2 separate regions of the Homo sapiens genome follow, and region 1 is linked to region 2. The links are chromatin loops, found by intact Hi-C in ENCODE. Cell type or tissue: IMR-90. All regions are shown on one strand. Each heading gives the region's core, and the rest is flanking DNA. Links, peaks and the distances in the headings are about the cores only. Region 1 has its middle 33 kb from the start of C1orf53. Region 2 has its middle 9.0 kb from the start of DENND1B.

The links. Peaks named below come from ENCODE experiments on the same cell type or tissue, not always from the same donor. Only the 100,000 strongest peaks of a DNase experiment are listed, where the experiment ranks them.
Region 1: it touches region 2 in a loop (2.4-fold over the local background); 11 of 110 quality-filtered maps call a loop at or near these places.

What each region holds. Positions count from the first base shown.
Region 1 is chr1:197,865,004-197,874,549 of GRCh38, reverse strand. No RefSeq gene overlaps it. Among named protein-coding and RNA genes, the nearest start is that of C1orf53, 33 kb to the left of the region's middle. In IMR-90, for the core only: a CTCF peak has its summit at 5,433; a DNase peak (open chromatin) is centred at 5,449.
Region 2 is chr1:197,779,744-197,789,289 of GRCh38, reverse strand. It overlaps a transcript of DENND1B not described here. Among named protein-coding and RNA genes, the nearest start is that of DENND1B, 9.0 kb to the right of the region's middle. RefSeq lists an enhancer at 913-1,413. In IMR-90, for the core only: no CTCF peak of the experiment used is centred there; DNase peaks (open chromatin) are centred at 5,419, 5,709 and 6,989; H3K27ac peaks cover 1,298 bases.

The DNA of each region.
Region 1 (9,546 bases), core at 3,906-6,405, 86 kb before region 2:
TTGCAAGATGGAGAGTTCTGGAGATGGATGATGGTGATATTTGCACAACAGTATGAATGTATTTAATGCCACTGAACTGTACACTTAAAAATGGTTATGATGATAATTTTTATATTATGAGTATTTACCACAAATAAAAATAACTTTTAAAAACCCTGTTGTTCTAAAACAATGTTCTTTTTCAGAGGAAGTACTTATTAGTTCAAAACAATGTACATGTCAGTTCTCTGCTTCATATAATTTGTTTTCACTGGAAGAAAATATGTTGGAAATATTTATGCCCCCTAGTTTCCTCCTCTCCCCAAATAATAAATGATAGGAGGGTGGTGTAATCTTGTCTTTTCTACTTGGGTGATCTAATTTTGGTTTAAACACATGTGTTAATAGGTGTACTTTTTTTCTGTTTTTAGATTCCATTTGAAAGAAAACATTTCTCTGCTTCACTAGTACACTCTGGCTACATTCTTTATGGCCTATTCTTTGTTGGGTGAGACTCTCTAAAATTAATGCCTACTCTTTATTGATTGCCCACCTGTGGCAGACATTTTGCAAACATTATCTTTAACTTTTTGAATAACCTTCAAATTAACTATTATTACCCCCATTTTTCAGGTAATGAAATGTAGATAGTAAGTAGTAAGCTCAGGATTTGAATGCAGATCTAGCTTTAAAACCTTGGAAAGTTGACTGCATAAATCTTTACCTAAAAGTTAAAGCCAAAGCCAGATAGACACTCAATCACCCCATCCATTCTCTTTTAAACACAGGAAAGTTATCTCTATTTAATACATATGAGTTTCAGTTTGCAAAATGGGCAACAAATCTTCATAGTTTTATAAGTGAGTAATTTGTAAATCCCTGAAGAAATGGTTTGTACCAGATGATCTTTAAGGATTTATGATGTATATGTCAAAAATAGATTATGTGGATTGTAAATAGATTGTATGGATTGACAGATTTTCACAAATTGAACACACCTGTTTAACCAGCACCTAGATTAAGAAACAGAATATTACCAATACCCTCCAAACACCCTTATGCCCCTAGCTGCTATATCTCCACTTTCAATAGCAATTGATTATTTTCACCTAAATGTTATTTACTTACTATTATGGACATTTAGTTTCCAGTTTTACTACTATGAACAGTGTTGTTATAAACATTCTTGTTCATGTCTTTTGGTGACACACATGCACACATATTTCTGCTGAGTATAAAACTGTGAGTAGAATTAATTGCTGGATCACACTATATGCATGTGCTCAGCTGATATGGTTTGGCTCTGTGTCCCCACTCAAATCTCAGCTTCAATGGTAGCTTCTGTAATTCCCATGTGTTGTGGGAGGGACCCGGTGGGAGATAATTTGAATCATGGAGGTGCTTTCCCCCATATTGTTCTCGTGGTAGTGAATAAGTCTCATGAGATCTGAGATGGTTTTATCAGGGGTTTCCACTTTTGCATCTTCCTCATTTTTCTCTTGCTGCCACCATATCAGAAGTGCCTTTCGCCTCCCACATGATTCTGAGGCCTTCCCAGCCATGTGGAACTGTAAGTCCAATTAAACTTCTTTTTCTTCCCAGTCTTGGGTGTGTCACTATCAGCAGTGTGAAAACGAACTAATACAGTAAATTGGTACCAGTAGAGTGGGGCGTTGCTGAAAAGATACCCAAAAATGTGGACGCAACTTTGGAACTGGGTAACGGGAAGAGGTTGGAACAGTTTGGAGGACTCAGAAGAAGACAGGAAAATGTGGGAAAGTTTGGAACCTCCTAGGATTTATTGAATGGCTTTGACAAAAATGCTGATTATGATATGGACAATGAAATTCAGGCTGAAGTGGTCTCAGATGTAGATGAGAAACTTGTTGGGTGCTGGAGCAAAGGTGACTTGTTATGTTTTAGCAAAGAGACTGGCAGCATTTTGTCCCTTCCCTGGAGATTTGTGGAACTTTGAACTTGAGAGAGATGATTTAGGGTATCTGGCAGAAGTTTCTAAGCAGCAAAGCATTCAAGAGGTGACTTGAGTGCTGTTAAAGGCATTCAGTTTTAAAAGAGAAACAGAGCATAAAAGTTTGGAAAATTTGCAGCCTGACAATGTGATAGAAAAGAAAATCCCATTTTCTGAGGAGTAATTCAAGCCAGCTGCAGAATTTGCCTAAGTAACAAGAAACCCAATGTTAATCCCCAAGACCATGGGGAAAATGTCTCCAGAGCATGTCAGAGGTCTTCACGGCAGCCCTTCCCATCACAGGCCTGGAGACCTAGGAGTAAAAAGTGGTTTCATGGGCTAGACCCAGAGTCCCCAACCTGTGTGTAGCCTAGGAACTTGGTGCCCTGTGTCCTAGCCACTCCAGCCATGGCTAAAAGGGGTCAATGTAGAGCTTGGGCCATGGCTTCAGAGGGTGGAAGCCCCAAAGTGGCAGCTTTGACATGGTGTTGAGCCTGCGGGTACCCAGAAGTGAAGAGTTGAGGTTTGGGGACCCCCACCTAGATTTCAGAAGATGTATGGAAACGCCTGGATGCCCCAGGCAGAATTTTGCTGCAGGGGTGAGGCTCTCATGGAAAACCTCCACTAGGGCAGTGTGGAAGGCAAATGTGGGGTTGGAGCCCCCACACAGAGTCCCTACTGGGACACTGCCTAGTGGAGCTGTGAGAAGAGGGTCACCGTCCTCCAGACCCCAGAATGGTAGATCCACTGACAGCTTGCACTGTGCGCCTGGAAAAGCCACAGACACTCAACACCAGCCTGTGAAAGCAGCCAAGAGGGAGGCTGTACCCTGAAAAACCACAGAGGTGGAGCTGCCCAAGACCATGGGAACATGGTCTTGCATTAGCATGACCTGGATGTGAGACCTGGAGTCAAAGGAGATTCATTCTGGAGCTTTAAAATTTGACTGCCCTGCAGGATTTTGGACTTGCATGGGCCCTATAACCCCTATGTTTTGGCCAATTTCTCCCCTTTGGAATGGCTGTATTTACCCAATGCCTGTATCCCCATTGTATCTAGGAAGTAATTAGTTTGCTTTTGATTTTACAAGTTCATAGGCAGAAGGGACTTGTCTTGTCTCAGATAAGACTTTGGACTGTGGACTTTTGGCTTAATGCTGAAATGAGTTAAGACTTTGGGGGACTGTTGGGAAGGCGTGCTTGGTTTTGAAATGTGAGGACGTGAGATTTGAAGGGGCCAGGGGCAGAATGATATGGTTTGGCTCCGTGTCCCCACCCAAATCTCATCTTGAGTTGTACTCCCATAATTCCCACGTTACAGGAGGGACTGAGTGGGAGATAATTTGAATCATGGGGGTGGCTTCCCCCATACTGTTCTCATGGTAGTGAATAAGTCTCATGAGATCTGATGGTTTTATCAGGGGTTTCTGCTTTTGCATCTTTCTCATTTTTGTCTTGCTGCCACCATGTAAAAAGTGCCTTTTGCCTCCCGCCATGATTCTGAGGCCTCCCCAGCCATGTGGAACTGTAAGTCCAATTAAACCTCTTTTTCTTCCCAGTTATCAGTAGCATGAAAATTAACTAATACATCAGCTTTAGTAAATATGGCAAGTTTTCCAAAGTATACATTAATTTTTTTTACAAAGCATTAAGTAAAATCCTGACAGCCAATAGAAGAATAGGTAAAAGACTTGACAAAAAGGATTCCAAGTAATAAGAATAGCACAACTTTTGAAAATTGTAAGTCTTTTTAACCTTAACATTCTCTGATGCAAAGAGGAAAAAAGTTATTCTGTAAGTATATTTAAAATGTTTGTCTCAAGCTAGCCAATTCTCTATTATATGTTCTACAAAACAATTGTTTAAAAGTTATGAAATAAATAGATACATCAATGGTTATGTTTTATCTGTAGCATAGTGGTTCAGAAGTTGAAAATACATATATTATTTTTCATTAAAGTCCATATTTTTAAAAAGCTTATTTACTTCACTTAAATTTAGAAAACAAAATATTTCAAAATCTCCAAAGTGATAGTATCTGGTTAAATTGTCTTCAATTTATTCAATTAATAATTAATAACCAAGTTGAAAGCAAACCAATAAAAGGGATATTCAGATAGATTTAACAATTATCTTAAGAGTCCACTACTTAAAAATAAATAAAACCAAATTTTTATAAATATATAAATTTTTTTACAAATTACAGATAAATGGAATACACACACACAAAGTCCATAATCACCTAACAAAGCTCCTCCTTTGTAGTTTTTATTTTAGTGTTTGGAAGGAATGTTTAGTGTTTAGTTCTAAATTATTGCAATGCAAGACTGCAATACAGGTTAGGCTGTTATCTTGAATGTAAAGAAGTGATGATGAATGCATTGAAAAATAAGTAGTGAAAAAATGCAAGGCAGTTGCAGGAATAAAACTCCATGAGCTCTTGACCTCACATATGTACAAATTAATTTAGCAAAATAAAAGAGCTATAATGTTAATGTGGCCTGGATTTTAAGAAAAATGCTAATTTTATTCTCTTTTCTGAGAGTGCAAAGGATAGAGAAAAAAAGTGAGGAGAAATAGTTCTGTGACTAAAGAGATTATAAATGGAAAATATGAGGTATTTTAAGAGCAAAAAGCATATGTTGATAAAGAGAGAGAGAGAAAGAGGGAGAGAGAGAGAGAGTCCTTACATATGTAAGGTCAGCCTTACATTAGTGTATTCTTGCTGAATCTTTGACTGACATACCAGATGTTCATCACAGGCACACTTTACTTCTATTATGCTGATTTATGCCGTCTAGTTTTGTTTGTTTTCTATTTGTGTTTCTACGGAATCCATTCTCTTGTGATAAATGTGGAAATTTTGGTTGTTTTAATTTTATGATTGTACCCTCCATTATCTTTGAATTCCTCTAACTGGAACATTATTAAACTTGTCTCTTATAAGTGCTGTACTCTCATTTGTCATTGTACTACTAAAGGACCTTAATCCTTTGGTATTTGAGGTATTCTTGGAAGTCCTTTTAGGAACATGCATTTCACTGATGGATTTGACTGGGACTTTGGAAATATAATGGTTTTATGTTAATCTTGCCCATTAGTGTTTTATGTCTTAAGACTAGAGACTTGGTTCCTCCTCCTGAAATTTTTAGCCCTATTTCCTATAAAGACTCATAGCTAGCTTGATTTGGTGTCTGCAATAAGTAAGAGATTTGGTCACTTATCTTTTCTCTCTCTTGCCATTGGGTGGATTCTATGAGCTGATTTTTCTTTGGCTTCCATTAAACACACTTTTATTTCTAGAATTAAAGACAAATAGATAATCTCATCGCTATTTGCAAATATTGGTAGTATTTTCGTATGCAAAGGTTTAAAGAGAATTCTTGGAAACCAGCACAGTAGAAGTAAGAGCAATGCAACAAAGCTACAGGAAGAAATGTTGGGCTTTGTATAGAGAGTTAGCATTCACAGTTTTCTAAACCTGCCTCTGGGAGGCAGTAGGGTGTAGAGGTTGAGTACGGCTTCCCGTTGACTTCAAATCCAATACAACCACTCGCCTGTTGTGTGATCTGTGCCTTGGTTTATTCTGTGAAATAGGTATAGTAGTAAATCCTCCCCCATTGGGTTTTTGTGAGGATTAAATGAGATACTTCCTGCCGGGCACTTACAATTCTGTCTGGTACAGAATAAACGTTCAATAAAAGTTAGCTTTATTATTATGGAATAGGCTGTCTGCTTTTGTATGTTTTCCATCATTAGAGGAATTTAAGCAGAGGTGAAATAATAAATTGGTAGAGATTTCATAGTTAAGATTTAAGCATTGGATAGCTCCTTCAACCCCTCAGATTTGTGTTTCTATTATTTTGTTTCCAGTGAATATCAAGGTATCTTTCATATATGACAATTGGTGGTATTAACCTATATAACATGCTTTTTTTTTTGGTAGTTCAATTCCAATGATACAGTCTCCTGTAGTCAATCTGGGACCTCAGAGTACGGCAAAGAAAACCACTGCTTAAGTCCAGTCTACATGCTGACCTTATGAAGCAAACCAGCTATAGATGCCAGAGACCTAAACAGATAGACTGTGAATTCAATTTGAGGAAAACACTGCAGAACGGTTCTTTTGATAATTTACAATCTTTCCTATCTGATGGCAAAAATTAAAAAGTGTTATAATATTCATTGTTGATAAGACATAAATGGGAAAATGGACACTGTAATATATTGTTAGTGGGAATATAAATTGCAAACATTTTGGAAAGAAAGCTGTCAATGTCTATTATAATTTTAAATATATATTCTCTTTGACCTGCCAACTCCACTTTTAAATGGCTTTCCTATATGTGTGTATATATATGTATATATGTGTATATACATACATGTATACACACATACATATATACACACATACATATATGTACACATATATACATATATACATATATATACATATATGCATATCATTATTTAAGGCCACATTAAGAAACCTCTATTGTGGCATTAATTGTGGTAGTAAAAATATGGAAACAATATAATTATCTATTAATAGGGCAATATTTAAATGCGGTAAGCTCTTACAATGGAATATTATTAAGTGACTGTTTAAAAAAATGATTTAGATTTCTATCTATTGACATGAGAGGTCCGTGATGTACTGCTAAGTGAATAAAGTAAGTTCCAGCATAATATTTATGGTATATTTGATGTTTGAAACAGCAAACAAACAAACAAAAACTTCAAATTGCCTTTGCATGCTTTTATATGTAAAGGGAGAAGTGAGGGTGGTCACCAGGTCGATGACCTGGGTTACCTCAGTGTTGGGGCTAAAAGAGAATCAGTGTTTTCTATATATGTTTTTGCATTTTTTTACATGCAATAAATGAAATTTTTTGGAATGAAAAAGTAGAAGGAAATAATTTTATTTAAAGAACTTAATAATTACAAAAATGTACCTATTATAATACATGCACAATAGGAACATGCATTTCACTGATGGATTTGACTGGGACTTTGAAAATATAATGGTATTATGTTAATCTTTCCCATTAATGTTTTATGTCTTAAGGCTGGAGACTTGATTCCTTCTGAAATTTCTGGCACAATGCAAATTTCTTGAGAAAAATAATCCCACTCTCCCTTCCTGTGCTTATCATTATTCCTTTTTCTTCTGCCTCCTCTATAACTTTCTTCCTTATGCTTTTTCATTCCCACTTCACCTCAAAAAAATAAAGTATTTTTGTGAAAATGGAAACATATTACCAGTCAAAATGTTTTACAAGTCTGAAAGTGATACAAAAAGCAGTTCATTTTTTTTCCCTTTTTCACCTCAAACTCTAAAAATATTTTGTAAAAAACTATTTTTAAGTAGAATACAGGCCCTCCAACTCTTATACGGTAAAGTTCTGCCATTTCTAGTGACATAGAGCTTCCTAGATCATGCTGTTCAGAAAGAACACAAAAACCAAATGCCTTCTTCCCTTCCTTCCTCCCCCCCTCCCTCCCTTGTTCCTTCCTTCCTTCCTCCTTCCTTACTTTCTTCCCTCCTTCCTTCCTTGTTGATAAATATTAGGAGCAGCAGCAGTATTTCTTCTTATGGTAAGTAATAATGGCATGTGCTCTAAAAGAAAACTAGAATATTTTGACTCTGACTTTATGTGGACAAGGGCAAAAAAATGACTAAAATACATTAATTAATTGAAATTCATTAAAAAGAGGCAAATATAACCAAGATTTTTTCATGTAGTAGTAACAATTAACTATTATTAAACATTCATATAAACTAATTGAAATTTCTTTTCCTAAAATGGTATATCTTTAAGGTTTTAAAAAATTATGTAAACTCTGTAGTTGAACAAATTATATCATTTCTGAAGGATTTGATTTCTGGGTGAACCTTTTTAGGGTTGTTATTGTCTTTCATTATTTTTCTTTTTATTTTTTTTCTTTCTTTATTTATTTATTTTTTCTTCTTTTTTGACTTGAAGTCTCATTCTGTCACCCAGGCTGGAGTACACTGGCGGGATCTCAGCTCACTTCAACTTCTGCCTCCCAGGTTCAAGTGATTCTCCTGCCTCAGCCTCATGAGTAGCTGGGACTACAGGCACGTGCCACCATACCCCACTAATTTTTGTATTTTTAGTAGAGATGAGGCTTTGCCATGTTAAACAGGCTGGTCTCAAACTCTTGACTTCCAGTGATCCGCCCCCCTTGACCTCCTAAAGTGCTGGGATTACAGACGTGAGCCTCCGCTCCTGGCCATGTCTTCCATTACTTTTCTGAGTTCTATTTTTGTTCTTTTTTTTATTACCTTAAAATCTTTACTGTAGAAATACAAAAGCATACAGAAAAAATGTAATGAATCCCCATGTATCACAGCAATTCTTGTTTCATCTACAGCCCATCTATCCTCTAAATATATTTTGTAGCAGATACCAAACACCGTAAATGTTTTAGTACTTATGCCTACAAGATATGAACTCTTTTAAAACATAATCACAATACTATAAGTGTACCTAAACAAAGAGGGATATTTTCTTAATATCAACAAACAGGTACTGTTAAAATTCCTAATAGTCTCTTAAATGCCATAACTTTTTATAGTACACTGTTTTCCCTTTTGAAATTTATTTGTTGAATAAACTGAGTTGTTTTTACTTCGGCTCTAGAGACTGATCAGATTTAGATTAGTTTGTTTTTTCTTGCCAAGACACTTTATAGATATTGTTATATTTTATTGGGAGGCACAAAATATTTGACTGGCTCTCTTTTTGTGATGTTATTGGCTGTTAATGCTTAGTATCTACTTCCATTAATTTATCACAAAATAGTGATATTCTAATTGTAACCTTTGTTCTTTATTAGCTGAAATATCTCTCTAAAGAGAAAAATTCTACTTATCTATCATTTAGTTACTCAGCGTTACAGTTCATATAAAGAAAGCAAGATAAATGTTTGATCGTATCCCTTTATTTACTAATTTTCATAATGTATTTGTTCCCTAGAATCATCCAACAGTGATTAATTAGGTTTTTAAGAGTTTTTTTTTCATCACTACAAACATATGGGTTTAAACATATTTTAGTTATGTTTTAAGCCATTGCAGCTATTATTCTTTTTTTTTTTTTTTTTTGAAACGGAGTTTTGCTCTTGTTGCCCAGGCTGCAGTGCAGTGGTGCAATCTCAATTCACTGCAACCTCTGCCTCCCGGGTTCAAGCGATTCTCCTGCCTCAGCCTCCTAAGTAGCTGGGATTAGAGGCACCTGCCACCATGCCCGGCTAATTTTGTATTTTTAATAGAGATGGGGTTTTGCCATATTGGGCAGGCTGGTCTCAAACTCCTGACCTCATGCGATCCACCTGCTTCGGCCTCCCAAAGTGCTGGGATTACAGGCATGAGCCACCACGCCTGGCATGCAGCTATTATTCGTACTGATGCTCTTCTTGGCCAATGTTCTAAATGGTGTGAGTCCTGTCGACATGATCTTAATAACCTTTGATGGTTTCTTTGCTACTTGGTATGACAAGGTGTTCCACACTCATTTTGTACTTTTGCTGTCTTACACTTAGAACTAGCTGTATTAGTTCGTTTTCACACTG
Region 2 (9,546 bases), core at 4,512-7,011:
TCTGTGTGACCTAGCCTGAAGCCTGGGTCTACAGGAGCTAACCTGGTGCTGGGGTGAGCCTTGAGCCTGAGTCCACAGGGGTCATTCAGGTACTGGGATTGGCCTGGCATCTGGGTCCACTGGGATGGTCCTGCAGCCTGAGTCCACAGGAGCCTATCTGGTGCTAAGGCATGCCTGGAGATTAAATTTGTGAGGGAAGGCCTGGGTCTTAGGTCCATAGGGGCTGGCTTGGAAAATAGATCTGCAGGGGTGGTCCTGGAGTCTCAGTTTACAGGGACTGGTCTAGCACCAGGGTATACTATGGTGGTGGGCCTGGATCCTGAGTCTCCTGGAGCAGGCCTGGACCGTGAGTCTACTGGAACCTAGTACCACAAGGACCAGTGTGGAGCTTGGGGCTGGCCTGCTGCTGGGGCAGGTGTTGAGCCTGGGTTTGTGAGTTTACATCTATTGTGTCCCCAAACTTTAATCACTCTAGAATCTAAATATATAGCGATCTGGCCCTTTTATCCTCCAATTACTGGTCTCCCTAATTTCACAGAGTAGCCAGAAAGTTTGCAGATAAAGAATATAATAGAGAATGGCATCAGCAAGATGATAGAATAGGACTTTCCAGGGCTTATCCCCTCACAGGAATATCAATTTGAACAACCATCCATGCAAGAAAATACCTTCACAAGAACTAAGGTGAGAGATTATGCCACCTGGGTGAAGCATGGAAATAAGATGCATTGAAGAGGGTAGGAAGGACAGTTTCATATTACACCCTTCCCCAAGCTCAGATAGAGCAGCTCAGAGAGAGATACCCTTCGCATGAGGGAAGGAGAATGAAGTGAGCACCCAACTTTGCTGCACACCCCAGCATCAGGCCCATCTCAGTGAACCCCAGCACGAGGCTAGACCAAGCCACCAGCCTGGCACCTGCAGACCTGGGCTCCAGGCCCACTCCAGCACCAGGCTGGCCTCCACTGTCCCAGGTTCCAAGACAGCCCTAGGTTCCAACAGTACAGCCTCTGTTGCCCCAGGCCCCAGGCTCCAGGCCCACCCACCGCAGCTCCAGGCCAGCTTCTGCAGACTCCAGCCTCAGAACTTCCCTGCAGATATAATCTCCCAGCCTCTAGTTTGGCCTCCAGTCAGACTCCAGGCCCATGCAGGCCAGGCCAGTCCCTGGAGCGCCAGGTTTCATGCGTGCCCCAGGTTCCAGACCAGCCCAGAGCCAGGTCGGCCCACACAGCCCCAGGCTTTAGGCAAGTCCTCTGGCCTCAGGCCCAAGGCCAGCACCCACTGATACAGGATCCAGGCTTGCCCAATACCAGGCCAGTCCCTGCAGCCCCATCTTCCAAGCTGGGCTCTACATCCCTATACTACAGCATACCAATGGTCCAGGCTCTCCCAGTATACCCTAGTACTGGGCTAGCCCCACAGACTCAGGATCCAGGACTGCCCCAGTGGATCCAAGTCCAGGCCAGCTCCCATTGCCCCAGTATCCAGGCCAGATCTTGCACCTAACCTCCAGGCCAGCACCCAAACACCCAGACTCCAGGCTGGCCCCATAGCCCCAGGCTCCAGGTCGGCCCCCATGGCTTCAGGCATGAGGCCACTATCCACAGTCCTAGGCTCCTAACCAGTCTCCAATTTGAGGGCCTTTGCTGTGAGGGGTTTCTAGGGGCATTGTAGCATAAAGTAGTGAGGTAACACATAGGAATAGTTTAATTATTAGAGACTTTTTGACATTTCATTATTATTTCACTTTTTTTTGTTTTTTAGACTTCTTTGTTAAAAGATGGGAGTAGGGACACAGTAAAGTTTCCATAGGAATATTTCTACCTTCTGTTATGATGATTCGAGTTTCACCTATGCTGGCCTTAGTATTTGGTAGCATTTAATATCGTGTTTTTAAACTTACCACTTGAACTTGATTCTGTGCTTGCCAAGCAAACTAAATGGAGGGTCTAAACGGAAGATCTCAGCTCAAGAAGCTTCTGTCCTGTCATACTAATTAGCACATGCCTGAATCTGACTGGACAGCCCAGGGCAGAGTGAGTCAACAATGGCTAATCTACTCTGTGCTTCTTATAGGAACTGTTTATAACCAGAGGTGCCCATTGCAGTGTGTGTGTCTGGCTGGGGGGACTTCTGCCCTTATGTTTACAGGACTTAAGGCCTGATTTCAGGACATGTTGGGGTGCTCTTACAATTAATTTTAGTGATTCTATAGATCCTATCCAAGCTTTATTAAGATGCCAAGCACCCACCCACTCCCATAACCCCCACAGTACCCCTGAATTAGTGTCATAGAATGTGAGACAATCAGAGAGCATCTTAATGCCTCCATGGTGAGTGCAAGGACACTACTGTCCTCTTCTTTTGGTGGAATTTATGGTTGCTGTTATTGCTATGTGTTTTAAGCTTTTTGGTACATATTACCAAAATAATGGGGCTCTATCTTTCACTTTTGCAAAGGGTCTCCTGGGGGCAATCAATCATTAAAGAAAGCCCAGGGAAGAGGATAAAGTCTGAAAATTTCATCTGTCTTTCTGATAACCTGAGTCTGGAAAGCCTTACCAAGCAATGGGCTCTTAGTGTACCAGTAAGCCAAAAGCATGCCTCAAAAACTTCAGTTGTCTTCCTACAATGCCTGGAAATTATAATGCTATTAGCTGAGGTTCATAGGATGGAATATGCAGGGTGATTTCCTTGAGTGACAACTGTCTAGGACACATCTTTACTTTGGTGTCTAATGGCATCTCAACCTTTTAATGCTTAAAGACAGAGAATAAGGCTTCCTGGCAAAGGGAACAGGTTAATCCAAGTCCCTGAGGCTGTCTATGACACATCTTTACTGTGGTGTCTAATAGACATCTCAACATTTTAATGCTTAAAGTAGAACTTTTGGTTCCTTTCTCACCCCATACCCACACATCTATCCATACCTCTATTCCTTATCAAATGGCCCAAAAGCTAATAGTCACCTTCTTCTATCCACATCCAATCCATTGGTAATTCCGATGGGTAGATTGCTATGTGTATTTGAAATCTGTCTACTTCTTATCATTTGCACTGCAAGTATAATCCAGAATATTATTATTTCTCCTGAATTACACAGCAGCACCCTCATAGCCTTCCTTAAACCCTGACTTTGCCCCATGATTTTTTCCTTCTAGTAGCTCCCTATAGCAAGTAGAACAAAATAGAGTCTTTACCATGGCTTGCAAAAACTCTTCACAATCTAGCCTCTGCCTACCTCTCTGGCCTTATCTCCCACTACCCTTGCCTGTCGCCCTAGCTTTCCTTAAATGTACCAAGCTTGTTTCAGCCTCAGGGACTTAGATTAACCTGTTCTCTTTGCCAGGAAGGCTTATTCGCTGAATCCTTAGACAACTGCTGTCTTCTCATCATTCCAGATGCAGTTCAAATATCTTCATCTTAGAGAGGCCTGCTTTGTCTATCCTAGCCAAAATAGTCTTCTGCCCATCGCTCTATCTCATTATTCTGTTTCTTTTTGTTTTAGCACTCATTACCATCAGAAATTTTATTATTTATATATTTACATGCTTATATATATGTATATGTGTGTGTGTGTGTATATATATATAGTTTTTTTTTTTGAGATGGAGTCTCACTCTGTCACCCAGGCTGGAGTGCAGTGGCACGATCTCGGCTCACTGCAAGCTCCGCCTCTGGGGTTCAGGCCATTCTCCTGCCTCAGCCTCCCGAGTAGCTGGGACTACAGGTGCCTGCAACCACACCTGGCTAATTTTTTGTATTTTTAGTAGAGACGGGGTTTCACCATGTTAGCCAGGATGGTCTTGATCTCCTGACCTCGTGATCTGCCTGCCCGGCCTATATTTGGTCTTTATTAACTAGACTATAATCTCCATGAGGGCAGAAACTATATGGTCTCTAGTGATGAAAATAATACTAGTTTAGGCAAAGAAGCCAAACTTTAGCAAAGAATATTATTAGTTTTATAACCATGTAAAGAATATGTATCAACTACTCCTTGGCTTTGGGAGCCAAGACACATATGGTCATCTGGGAGAGGTGAAGGCATGCAGAAAAATACGCAAGATAGCTGAAAACAAAAGGAAGCTATCTTTGAAGGCTTTGTTCATTCAAAGGAATAGGGCAAGATCTGGATAAGTCAAGGGCAACTACATAGCATAGCCTAGAACCAGAGGAGGCAACTTGGAGAAGAAGTAGAAAACACAATGGGCAAACCAAAAAAGATGAGATTTGAACACTGATTCAGGGCAAGTGATTGAGCCCATCATAAAATAATGCCAAATCAATTCCACCCTAGCAGCTGGTTCTAGAATCCATTTCAATAATGTACATCTTGACTATGTACATGGCTTATCTTCATTGGCATTTTTTCCCTTTAGGCCCCCATGCTCCATTAAAGAACAAAACTATTTCACATATATTTTTTACATAAGGGTTAAAAACTGTATGTTAAGTGAAGTATCATACCACAAATACACAATAAAATGAATATAAAATGAAAAATAGTCAATGGGTTCATTAACAGAATCATGACAGATTTATTTTCAATTTGTATAAATGTCCATAGAGAATTATTCTTTAGTTTTAGTTTTCTATTTTCATCTTTAAGAACCATGAAATCCAGTTTTTGGACAAAGAGTTTCTCTAAAAGATGGAGTTTGTCTATAGACTAATTTCATTAGAAACGTTCTTTCAACATTAGCTTTCATTATCTGTAAAATGAGACAGTAATAGCAAGTAATAAAAAAAACCCAAATATCTCTTTCAGTTTCTTACATAAATGCCTTTTTTGTTGTTGTTGAGACAGAGTCTTGCTCTGCTCCCAGGCTGGAGCACAGTGGCATGATTTCTTCCTGCAGCCTGCACCTCCCAGGTTCAAGCGATTCTCCTGCCTCAGCCTCCAGAGTAGCTGGGACAACAGGCCCATGCCACCGTGCCCGGCTAAGTTTTATATTTTTACTAGAGATAGGATTTCACTATGTTGGCCAGGCTGGTCTAGAACTCCTGACCTCAAGTGATCTGCCCACCTCAGCCTCCCAAACTGTTGGGATTACAGGCATGAGCCACCATGCCCAGCCCATAAATGCCTTTTTTAATCCTCCAACTTGTACAAAAAACTGTTAAAGAAAGGTATGATTACAGAAGTGTTTAGTGTGGCTTATAATTCATATTTAAAGATATCAACAAGGTATCACCTTGACTGAGGATTTTAAAAAAATACGATATTAACAAGGGAGATGACATATGATAATAAATGTTTCTGAATTGAAATATAGACTCACTTGAGCTTTGCTCGCTTTTGATTTGAGAGAGAGAAAGCAAGAGTGAGTGAGTGAGGAGAGATGCATATGTGCTTTATGAAGAAAATGGCTTTTGTAAATGACTCAGTAGTATGCAGACTGACTTTTATTTCCTGGTGCCTCTGGCAGACATGGGAAAGTGCATTCTTCCACACAGGCGTTCTTGGAATAAAATGTCCCTGTAGAGTTAGCTTCCTGCTTCATCATTTATAGTACCTGTTTTACCTCCTAATCTATACCTCACAGAACTATTGAGAGGCCTAGCTAATAAAAAATGGTCATAAAGCACTTGGCAAAATCACAACAACTATAAAAAAGAATAAATGCAAATGTGGTAAAGCTTGTCTTTCTGGTATGTCCATGAAGTCTTTGTGCATGAAATGATACAGTGACTCAAATGTTAAAGTTTTTTTTTCTTTCACAAACTGGGAGTAGTTAAGCCAGCTGGTTTGCTGGAGTGAGTTGTTTCTAGCTCAATAGTAGGCCACTTGATTTAAAACCTTCCTACTAATTCTAATATTAAGCCTATCCTCATGAATTCCTGCATACATTATGTAATAATTAATGCCTGCTTATTTAAAGAGGAAGTACAACATGTTTGTGTCAAAAATCAGATAGGCATATAAATGGGTTGTGTAGTAATCAATGGCTGTACCTACATCATCACAGAATCTGAATTAGCAGCACCTATTTGGTAGTTTTATTAAGTAACCATAGGGAGAACACAGTATAATTACTATGCACAGTATACATACTAATGTCATATGTTCCTGATCCACAACTCAGTCCAAGAGGGAAGTGAAGGGAAGGCCCAGGAAACAGCTGTGCAGCAGGCAGAAAGAAGTCACTACACACTGATGCAGTAATTTTATTAAGTCACTTGCATACAGTCAGGCAAATGGACAGGATCATGGGTCCAAATTCCTCCTTTCCATTCCAGCCAAGCCCAGCTGTCCTGATTGGCAGTCTCGAGAAGAAGGGAAGAAACTTCTGGAATTATGCACCGTGAATGAAGAAAGTCAGGTGAGACTGCATCCTTTTTACAAAGGAAACATATAAGTTCTCACCAAACTAAGAAGACGTTGATCAGTTTCACAGATCCTTCTTTCTGTTCCTTCTTTCCCAGAGAAGATTACAAGCAAAAATGGTCTTACCAGACCATTTTTTGGCAAGTCTTACTTGCCTAAGACTTGGGTCTGTGACATCAGAAACAACAGCAGAGAGAAAGATGATGTCCATACTTTTGAAGCCCAGAAGAACTCTCAGTCCTTGTTCATTTTTATCTTGTTATAATTTGCAATAGTAAGAGATGGGGAGAGTTTGTCATCTGTTTTGGAGTTACAAGTCTCTGTTTCATATGAACTTGTGCTGTGGAATTATACCATTTGACCTGGTATTTGACTGAGTTCTATTTGCTGGAATGTTGCACTTTTCCCCTTCTAGAATTGATCATATACAAATGCATGTAATGTTTGGCTAGTTATTTTCTCATATTTTAGGAAAGCAAAACTTGGCACACAGCAATTTGTTTTGATAATCTCTCTATTTACGTTAGGATTAGGGTTGCTTATGGGGCTGCTGATTTTGTTGAACTATTATCATCATGTTAGATGATCATTTATGTTTCCTTCCAGAAAATTCTAATGACATTGCTCATTGGATGTGATTACTCATTCTCCTGAGAGTGTTAAATGGGTGTGAGCAGAGCTGCCATACAAGGAAGACTGTATTTACGTGGAGTATCTTGTAGGTGGGGTTGGGAAATTATTTCCCATGCAATGCCACATGGTTACACAAACACAGCACTCTTTCTTGAAGTCCAAAGGAGAATCCTCAAAGAATCTCTGAAGAAAATTTGACTCCACTGATTACCATCTGTTGGTGACACTCTGCTTCAATTATTCTTTGTTCTGAACTCCAAGGACTGTTTTAAGTTCTACAATGTCTGGCAGATTGAGGAACAAAGATAAGGGAGAACAAGCAGAAACTGGTCAGAGGTAAGAAAATTTATTTACAATTTTTGGCAAATCACCTGAAAAAGGCAGAAGAAGATCTTTTGCTGTGCTGTATTATTTTTGAGAATTTTACTGTATTTTCTTACTAAAAGTTTAACAGCAAGATATACAAATATCATCATCGACCCATTGAATTTTAGAAATATTTGGATATGTTCAGATTTGGTAGTAAAGGTGTCAAAATTTATCTGAGTTCTTTTGTCCACAAACTGGAAGACAACATTTTTATTAAACTGGATTTTAAATCAACATAGAATGCTAACTCTATGAGCTTTGAGGTGTGAAACAACTCAGAAAGGCAAACTTTCAGGGAAGATATTGATCCCGAATCCCCACCTCCATCTTCTCTTTATTTTAAAAGTATTTCACATGTCTTGTTGAGGGAGATTTTACCTTCAGATTGAAATTCATGATATTGCTGCTAAGTATAAAAAGGACAACATGCCAGGAGGATGTTTTCCTTAACAACACTATCTCAGTCAATATTAAAAGGCAGGTCCTGATAAAATAATTTAAAGATAGTTTCCTAAGAGCTTCAATAAATTCAGTTTGTTAAATACTTTATAACTTTTCTTCTATAATAAATGAAGGTGGTAATACTATTAATAAATTTCACCTAAGAATAGTAATAAGAGGTTGTGCAGAGTTAGTCTAGGAAATGCCTGACTTGGATACATGTTAGCTACAACTCATGAGATGCTTGCCTCAAAAAATTCATTTCTAAGTTAATTGTTTGGAACTCAAAATCTTCATATACATTGGTGAGGCTTATGAGTCTAGTCGAGTTAATTTATACTGAACCTGAAGCATTATTAATAGTATTATTATTTTTAAAAATACCATTCTAGAGTTTACAATAGTGTTTATTATTTCGCATTCAGAAGGGAAAGGAGCTGTCAACTTTAGTAGTCCTGGGTATCAGTAACTCTTCACTTTTGTTTAAGGCATATTACTACAAGGATTCAATGAATAAGTGGTTGGGGTTGGGAAGCCAGGAGTTACCTTTCTAATTGTCATAGTACACTGGAAATCAGGGCAGTTGGCTCACTAAAAGCCCTGAACTTGGGTTTCTCTACACCATTAATATATAGGGATATATAAGTTGGGGACTTTTTGGACCTGGTTTGAGGAAAGTGGACCTTATTAGGTGGATTAAAAAGTTGCAATTAGTCCATTTTACATGACACTATAGTCAGAACCAAGTAATTATCCATTATAGTCTGATCAAAACTTGCATGAAAATCAACTAAAAATTCAGAATTAAGTATTTTTAAAAGCTTGCAATGCATTGAAGAGCAGGCAATCAAGTGAGAATACTTAGGGGTGGAGGATGGGGGACAAATAAAAGTAGCTACAAGAGCCACCTCTCTCTGTAATCCCAGCACTTTGGGAGGCCGAGGTGGGTGGATCACGAGGTCAAGAGATGGAGACCGTCCTGACCAACATGGTGAAACCCTGCCTCTACTAAAAATACAAAAATTAGCTAGGCGTGATGGCAGGTGCCTGTAGTTCCAGCTACTCGGGAGGCTGAGGCAGGAGAATTGCTTGAACCCAGGAGGTGGAGGTTGCAGTGAGCCAAGATCACGCCACTGCACTCCAGCCTGGCGACAGAGCGAGACTCCATCTCAAAAAAAAAAAAAAAAAGAAAAGCCACCTTTCATCTTCATCTTTAGGGTTTTTCCTAAGCTGGATGAACTGGAAGACCATGAACTGTTATCATGGTCTTATGGGTCTTCAGACCCTTCCTAATGTGGGAAATCCAACAGGATACTCTTCATAAAGCTGATACACCCCAAAGGTATTCAAGGACAATTGTCTCAAACAATGGAGCATAGTTAAGGGGAAAAAAGCTTCCCAGAGGATTCATAGCTACAAACCAGGTCTCACATGAATGGTCTGAAGAATTTCAAGCTGAGAATTTAGTGTTTATGTTTCTGAATTGCTAGTGATCCCAAGCATCTACCAGCAGTAAATTAATATCTTCTCCAGAGAACTCATTTTCATTTCAGCTGTCACTCAATTTCTATATATAAAGTTCTAAGGATCACATAACATAAAAAGAAATCACATACATAGAAGAAATCAAGAGACCATAAGTATGAACAAGTAGAAAAAAGATCAGTTAGTAGAAGCAGACCCACAAATGCTTCAGATATTGGAATTTTTAGAAATAGAATTTAAAGTATATATATTAAATATTTTTAATAAATTAAAGAGATGCTGAAAAT